Linked DNA regions of Homo sapiens: region 1 is linked to region 2. Evidence: read pairs that join two places in POLR2A ChIA-PET (ENCODE). Cell type or tissue: OCI-LY7. All regions are shown on one strand. Each heading gives the region's core, and the rest is flanking DNA. Links, peaks and the distances in the headings are about the cores only.

Evidence for each region. ChIA-PET counts read pairs that join two places held together with the same protein. Peaks named below come from ENCODE experiments on the same cell type or tissue, not always from the same donor. Only the 100,000 strongest peaks of a DNase experiment are listed, where the experiment ranks them.
Region 1: POLR2A ChIA-PET joins it to region 2 with 9 read pairs; 4 of 35 experiments call an interaction of 5 or more read pairs at or near these places.

The regions. Positions count from the first base shown.
Region 1 is chr6:110,806,240-110,810,631 of GRCh38, forward strand. All of the region lies in intron 1 of CDK19 (cyclin dependent kinase 19), which reads right to left. Among named protein-coding and RNA genes, the nearest start is that of CDK19, 7.0 kb to the right of the region's middle. In OCI-LY7, for the core only: no CTCF peak of the experiment used is centred there; no DNase peak of the experiment used is centred there; H3K4me3 peaks cover 436 bases; H3K27ac peaks cover 931 bases.
Region 2 is chr6:110,640,785-110,645,176 of GRCh38, forward strand. All of the region lies in intron 4 of CDK19 (cyclin dependent kinase 19), which reads right to left. Among named protein-coding and RNA genes, the nearest start is that of SLC22A16, 170 kb to the left of the region's middle. In OCI-LY7, for the core only: no CTCF peak of the experiment used is centred there; no DNase peak of the experiment used is centred there.

The DNA of each region.
Region 1 (4,392 bases), core at 323-4,322, 170 kb after region 2:
TGAGGCAGGAGAATCGCTTAAACCCGGGAGGCAGAGGTTGCGGTGAGCCAAGATCGTGCCATCACACAACAGCCTGGGCAAGAAGAGCGAAACTCCATCTCAAAAAAAAAAAAAAATTATTATTGTCTTAACATTTCACTTCCTTATTCTTAGCCAACCCCCCCATCTCCAGTCTTCAGATATTTCTATCTTATACATCACCATATTAGTAAACCATTCCAAGCCATTACTTCCAAAGGTAAACAGCTTCTAGGACTTTAACTTACAGACACATTAATAGGTACAAAATGCTGTGCTTACTAGGATATTCACTTCAGTGTTAGTACTAGCAAGACTGGAGACAGCCAATGATGTAAGTCAATACAATGAGATACAACAAAACTATTAAGAGAAACAAGGCATCTCTGTATATAGATATGTCATAATGTTTAAGCAATGTTTAAGATTTAAAATATGGGCCAAGCACTGTGGCTCACGCCTGTAATCCCAGCACTTTGGGAGGCTGAGGCAGATGGATCACTTGAGGTCAGGAGTTCGAGACCAGCCTGGCCAACATGGTGAACACTGTCTCTACTAAAAATACAAAAAATTAGCCAGGTATAGTGGTATATGCCTGTGGTCCCCGCTACTCAGGAGGCTGAGGCAGGAAAATTGCTTGAACCTGGGAGGTGGTGGTTGCAGTGAGCCAAGATCTTCCCACTGCACTCCAGCCTGGGTGACAGAGAAAGACTCCGTCTCAATAAATAAATTAAATAAATAAAAATAAAAATAAAAATAGGGCCAAGCATGATGGCTTATGCCTGTAACCCCAGCACTTTGGGAGGTCAAGGTAGGAGGATTACTTGAGGCCAGGAGTTCAAGACCAGACTGAGAGACATAGCAAGACCTCATCTCTACAAATAATTTAAAAAAAAAAAAAAAAGCTGGGCATGGCCCACATCTGTAGTCCCAGTTACTCAGGAGGCTGAGGTGAAACAATCGCTTGAGCCCAAGAGACAGACTTGCTTGAGCCCAGGCAGCCAAAGCTGCAGTGAGCCATGATCTAAAAATAGAAAAGTGTGCAGCACACTAGCATGTCATATTTAATGACATCTTTAAGTTAACACACATGCACATACCCCAAAAGAAAATCCTCTTAAAGGACAACCAAGAATGACTGCCCCTAAAAAAGGGAAAGAATGGCTGGGAAAGGGATGACTTACGTTACACTGGTGGTTTTTTGTTATTTTTGTTTTATTGAAACAGAGTCTCACTCTGTCACCCAGGCTGGAGTGCAGTGGTGCAATATTAGCTCACTGCAGCTTCCACCTCCCAGGTTCAAGCAATTATTGTGCCTTAGCCTCCCGAGTAGCTGGGATTACAGGTGTGTACTACCACGCCCGGCTAATTTTTTGTATTTTTAGTAGAGACGGAGTTTTCGCTGTTGGCAAGGCTGGCCTTGATCTCCTTGCCTCAAGTGATCTGCCCACCTCGGCCTCCCCAAAGAGCTGGGATTATAGGCATAAGCCACCGCGCCCAGCCACATTGTATATTTTTACGCACATATACTATTTACAAACTTTTTTTTATAATACCTTTTTTTTTTTTTAAGAGAGTCTCGTTCTGCTGCCCATGCTGAAGTGCAATGGCATCATCATAGCTCACTATAGCCTCAAACTCCTGGGCTCAAGCAATCCTCCCACCTCATCCGGCCATAAAATACTTTTTTGAAAAAGTAGTTAAATATCCTTGATTCCATTCATAAATTGATAGTTCTTCAAGTATTGGTTTGCTTTATCAAGCTATTTCAGCCTTAATATTTCTCCTGTAACTTGAAAAAAGACATAACAGTTTTCCTATTTATCCACACCCTGATTTAAACATTTTTATTGAAAGGTCACTTGATGGATCAGAGAATTATTTGTTGCTAAGCCACTCATCCAAAGACTCTAAACCTACACAGTCCAATGTGATAGCTACTAATTAGTTTCTAATCACACTAACTACATTCCAGTAATCGATACCTATGTGTGGCGTGTGGCTTGTGGCTAGCATATTGGACAGCACAGATGCTAAACATTTTCAGATCACTGCAGAAAGTTCTATTGGACATCACTGCTCTACACCAGGAGTCAACAAACTATAGCCTGCAGACTAAATTCAGCCAACTGCTTATTTGTATAAATAAAGGTCTACTGGAACACAGCCATCCTTATCCATACTGGTTTACGTATTATCTGTCGATGCTTTGGCACTACAATAGAGTTGAGTAATTGCACCAGAGACAGTAAAGCCCAAAAGGCCTAAAATATTTAGTATCTGCCAGAAAAAGTTTGCTGATCACTGCTCTAGATTATCAAATTTCATTGAAAAAGAACACATTAATTTCCCTTAGGCCTCAAAAAGTTTTTGAAGGCTTGCATTACAAAAATGACAAACCAGTTAAACATAAACAGATGTCTACTTCATTTACTAAGTGTTAAAGATACTTAATTTTTTACCATAAACCCATAAAACCAAAATTTGTCCTAAAATGTATTTAAATACTGGTATTTTCTAAGCATCTCTATAAAATAGCTAGTAAAAGCACAGAAGACAGATTACTAGTCTAGCAATTCTAAAAGAGCTGGCCTAAGAGAAAATATTTATTTCTCAAAAATATGCCTATTTTCCTTAGCAATATCTAATATCTGTTCAAAGAAATGGGGCCAGGCGTGGTGGCTCACACTTGTAATCCCGGCACTTTGGGAGGCCGAGGCAAGTGGATCATGAGGTCAGGAGATTTAGACCATCCTGGCTAACACGGGGAAACCCCATCTCTACTAAAAATACAAAAAAAAAAAAAAATTAGCCGGGCATGGTGGTGGGCGCCTGTAGTCCCAGCTACTCGGGAGGCTGAGGCAGGAGAATGGCATGAACCCAGGAGGCGCAGCTTGCAGTGAGCCGAGACTGCGCCACTGCACTCCAGCCTGGGAGACAGCGAGACTCCATCTCAAAAAAAAAAAAAAGAAATGGGCCAGGCACAGTGACTCATGTCTGTAATCCCAGCACTTTGGGAGGCTGAAGCAGAAGGATCACTGGAGCCCAGGAGTTCGAGACCAGCCTGGGCAACACAGTGAACACAGTGAGACCTCGTCTCTACAAAACAACAACAAAAATTAGCCAGCACGTGCATCTGTGGTCCTAGCTACGCAAGAGCCTGAGGCAGGAGGATCACTTGAGCCCAGGAGTTCAAGGCTACAGTCAGCTACGACTGCACGACAGCACTCCAGCCTTGGTGATAGAGTGAGACAGTCTCAAGTGAAAAAAATGAAAAAAGAAATTTATCAACTGTTTGGAAAAGCAGTACATTTCTTAGAAAAAATACATTAGAAGTATTTACATCTAACCACCTATTTCATATAACATTACTGTATTTCAGGCTTTCAAAGCAATTACTAAAAACTTCGTTTTTTAAGAAAAGTAAATAAACTTGCGTTTTTAAAGGAATTTGGTCTGCTTTTAAAATCAGTGGAGCATCTTTACCAATTAAAGGCATTTTTAATTGAATATAATTTTGTGTATTATGTGACCAACTCTGTACAAGGCACTGGACAGAATGATGATCCTTTTGCAGCTAGTAATTTATGAGGCATATTAGTATCACTTACAGTGACTTTACATATGTAAGAACAAAGGGGTAGAAACACAGCTGAGGAGTACACCGAGTGATTAAGAGAAGGCTTCAAGGAGGAAAGCTATTTGAGTTGGGTATTGAAGTATGAGTTTTACAGGTTTGTAAGGATAAGGGAAAAGGGGGAGGGAAGAATGGCACAGCAACACCATTCTAAAGTGAATGTAGAACAAAGAAAATGAGACATGAAAGGACTTAAGTACCAGAAAATACGAGTTCAATGCTACAGAAGTATATAGCTTAAATGCAACTGGAAAAAAGAAATGGTGGCAGGTATAAAGACTACAGACTTCAGGGTCTGAATGTAAATGTCTTTACATGACAAACTAAGGAATTAAAATTGGATCTAAGTCTCAAGTATGAATCATGCAAGGAGAGAAGAGAAAGAGATGAGATTGGATCTGATAGTATAAGCCATAGCAAACGTATAGCTTTCCAAAAAGAGATATGACATGATTGATTTTATAGGAAAATGACACTAGCAGCAATTTGGATCTTGGACTATAGTGAGAGACCAACCAGCTACTATCCAAATCAGAAATAATGGCCAAAAGTGTTGACAGTGAGGATGAAGAAAAAAACAGATGAAAAGCAGCAGCATGGCCAGGTAAGGTGGCTCACGCCTATAATCCCAGCACTTTGGGAGGCCGAGGCAGGTGGATCACCTGAGGTTGGGAGTTCGAGACCAGCCTAACCAACATGGAGAAACCCCATCTCTATTAAAAATACAAAATCAGCCA
Region 2 (4,392 bases), core at 183-4,182:
TATAAAACATAAATTAAAAAAAATTATCCAGGCATGGTGGCACATGCCTGTGGTCCCAGCTACTTGGGAGGCTGAGGTGAGAGGACTGCTTGAGCCCAGGAGGTCGAGGCTAGAGTGAGCTGTGAGCGTGCCATTGCACTCAAGCCTGGGCAACAGAGTGAGACCCCGTCTCAAAAAATATTAAATAAAATGAAAGAGTTTGAGAAATGTGAAATGCCTAAGTCATACTAGCCAGAGGAGTGAGAAGAGGAAGATTTGGATTTGAAAGTTATTATCACCAGAGTGTGATACCTGAAATGAGATTGGTTCACCATACTAGAAAGAAAAAGAAAAAGATTGGTTCACCATATGAGATGAGATTGGTTCACCATACTAGAAAAAAAAAACTATTTATCAAAGGTCCATTATGTAAAAAGTGTTGTACTTCAGGCCTTTAGGAAACAACAGGAAATAAAACATGAAGATCTTGACTTTAAGGAGCTTAAATCCAGGAGGAAAAGACAGACAGCTTTTAAGACTACAAGGAAGAGGCTGGGTGCAGTGGCTGACACCTGTAATCCCAGGAACTTTGGAAGGCCGAGGTACGTGGATCACCTGAGGTCAGGAGTTCAAGACCGGCCTGGTCAACATGGTGAAACCCCATCTCTACTAAAAATACAAAAATTAGCCAGGCATGGTGGCAGGCACCTGTAGTCCCAGCTACTTGGGAGGCTGAGGCAGGAATCGCTTGAACCCAGGAGGTGAATGTTGCAGTGAGCTGAGATCGTGCCACTGTACTCTAGCCTGGGCAACAGAGTGAGACTCCATCAAAAAAAAAAAAAAAAAAGAAAAAGAAAGGAGAGGAAAGGAGGAAAGGGAAAGAAAGGAAGGAAGGAAGGAAGGAAGGAAGGAAGGAAGGAAGGAGGGACAAGGCAGAGGGCAGATTATGAAAACTATCAATATAGAAAGAAAAATTGCATGGAATGAATGATTCTTCTCATTGAACATCAGAATAGTCTTTAGGAAGATGACTCTGGATGACTTTAAGTGAGGATAACTAAGATTTGGATAAGCATAAACAACAAAAATGAAGAGTTTTCAGGCTCATGGAACCCTACAGGTAAGGACATAAAAACACAGACATGGCATATTGACAGCCTAGACATATTTTGATGTGACAAGAGCAGTGAATGTTTGGTGTAGAAATGCAACTGGAAAACAACTTTGGGAATAAAATACCAGATTAAGGAAATTGGAGGCTGGGCGTGGTGGCTCACGCCTGTAATCCCAGCACTTTGGGAGACCGAGGCGGGTGGATCACGAGGTCAGGAGTTCGAGACCAGCCTGACCAACATGGTGAAACCCCGTCTCTACTAAAAATACAAAAATTAGCTGGGCGTGGTGGTGTGCACCTGTAATCTCAGCTACTCAGGAGGCTGAGGCAGGAGAATCGCTTGAACCCGGAAAGCGGGAAAGCGGAGGTTGCAGTGAGCTCAGACTGTGCCACCGCACTCCAGCCTAGGCGACAGAGTGAGACTCTGTTTCAAAAAAAAAAAAAAAAAAAAAGGGTTCAAGACTTGGCATTGCCTTTTCACACTATCTTCTCAACCCTCATTCATTCAACAAATATTGTTTGATCACAAACTAAGTAACAGGCAGTGATTTAGATGCTACAGAAGCAGCAGAAAACAAAAACAGGAAAAATCCTTGCCCTCGTGGAGCTTACAGTCTAGTGAGAAGAGAAAGGCAATAAATAAATAAGTATACAACATATCATATACTGATAAGTACCATGGAAAAGAAAACAAAAAGAGAATACAAGAGATTGTCAAATCTGCTATTATGGCTGACTAAGTGCTCTGAGGGACCCTCCCCTTAACAGAACAGCTATATGCTATATAAGAAACAAACCAGGCACGGTGGTCCACACCTGTAATCCCAGTTACTCCAGAGGCTGAGGTGGGAGGATTGCCTGAGCCCAGGTGTTCAAGGCCAGGCTGGGAGAAACCCTGTCTTTGATAGGAGGGGAGGGGAGGGGAGGAGTCAGGAAGGGGAAAGGAGAGTAGAGGAGAAGGGAGAAGGAAAGGGGGAAGAGGGAGAGAGACAGCAGAGGAGAGGGAAAAGAGAGAAAAAGGAAAAAGAAAGGAAATATTCCTTGAAGCATCCCAGATTGCACAAGAGATAACAAACTTTACCCTCACTCCAAATAAGGTATCCTTATGGCTGGAGAGTTAAGGAAAGGCAAGGTAGGCCTGAGAGCAGCTGCCAATAATGCACTTCAGCAAGGACACTGAGCCTTGGGCCACCAGCAAGGTAAGGAAGCTGAGCCTGCTACCCCACAATCACTAAGACCTTCAAGGGCACTAAAGGAAACCTAGATGCTACCAGTAGAAGCCAAAGCAAACCCCTTCTGGAGGAAACACTTACCAACTTAGGCCTGACGAGTAAAACAATACATTTTCCAGCTAAAAGACACAGGTATTTCCATAGTGGATTAAAAACAAAATCCATGCTATTTAAAAGAGGTCCACCTAAAGGTAAGAACCATAAAAGCTGAAAGTAAAAGGCAAACTGCCAAAGGAAAGCTGAGTCAACTATGGTAACATCAGATAAAATAGCTTTTAACACAAAAACATTATTAGGATAGAACTGGAGATCATCACATTAAATTAAATAAACCAGGCATAGAAAGACAAACTTCGTATGTTCTCACTTATTTGTGGGAGCTAAAAATTAAAACAATTGGCTGGATGAAGTGGCTCAATAAATAAAAAAGGGATACTAAGATTTTGGGGTTATAGCTAAGGATAACTAAGATTTTGATAAGCATAAACAACAACAACAACAAAAAAGTTTTCAGGCTCATGGAACCCTACAGGTAAGGACACAGTCACATAAAAACACAGACATGGCATGTTGAGAGTTTATATATATTTTGATGTGACAAGAGCAGTGAATGTTTGGTGTAGAAATGCAACTGGAAAACTATCTTGGGAATAAAATACCGCATTAAAGAAATTGGAATTTACTCTATAGGCAAAGCCAAGACAGGACAGTGATCCCAGCACTTTGCAAAGCTGTGGCAGAAGGATCACCTGAACCCAGGATTTCAAGACCAGCCTGGGCAACATAGTGAGACCCCATCTCACTATTAAAATTTAAAATTTTAATTAAATTAATTAAAAATTAAGTTAATTTAATTTAATTAAACATTATTAAAAATTAAACTTTTAAAAATTAAAACAATTGGCCAGGCGCAGTGGCTCATACCTGTAATCCCAGCACTTTGGGAGGCCAAGGCGGGCAGATCACAAGGTCAGGAGTTTGAGACCAGCCTGGCCAACATGGTGAAACCCTGTCTCTACTGAAAATACAAAAATTAGCCGGGCATGATGGCCCGTGCCTGTAGTCCTAGCTACTTGGGAGGCTGAGGCAGGAGAATTGCTTTAACCCCAGAGGCGGAGGTTGCAGTGAGCCAAGATGAGGCCACTGCATTCCAGCCTGGGTGACAGAGCGAGACTTCATCTCAAAAAAAAAAAAAAATTAAAAAAATTGACTTTATGGAGATAGAGAGTAGAAATATGGTTACCAGAGGCGGGGAAGGGTAGTAGGGGCAGGAGAGAGGAGGAAGTGGGGCTGTAATGGGCACAAAAAATAGAAAGAATAAATAAGAAGTAGTATTTGATAGCACAACAGGGTGACTACAGTCAATACTAATTTAATTGTACTTTTAAAAATAACTAAAAGAGTATAATTGGATTGTTTGTAACACAAAGGATAAATGCTTGAGGTGATGGATACCCCATTTACCCTCTTGTGATTATTACACATTGCATGCCTTTATCAAAATATCTCATGTAACCCATAAATATACACATCTACTATACACCCAGTCCCTCGCAGGCTGGAACCTCGGCACACTTCTTGCCCCCGACCATGGAACAGAAAGCCATGATGTTTTTAAGCAGAACCAGCGAAACCCAAGTCCCTCCTTCCTCTGGTGTTTTAGAACTACAGAGGAGGTGAAGGGGGCCAGGGGGAGGGGAGGCAGGGGGGAAGATAAAGGACAGGAATCTACTATGTGTCTGTAAAAATTAAAAAATTTCAAAACAAATTAGGGGTAGAGATGATCACTATATAATGATACAAAGTTCAATTCACCAGGAAGAGGCAATAATCCTAAACCTGTTATGTACTTGAAAAATATATATATGAAGCAAAATAAATATAACTTCAGGGAGTAAAAAGGCCAATGATAACATACTTTCCTCAATTATTCATATGTCAAACAGACAAAAGATTAGTAAAATATAGACTATCCAAAGGATACAATTAACTAGGATGATCTAGAGAGCATATACACAACTTTCTATCCAGTAATTAGAGAGTACACATTTTTCTCAAGCACACATG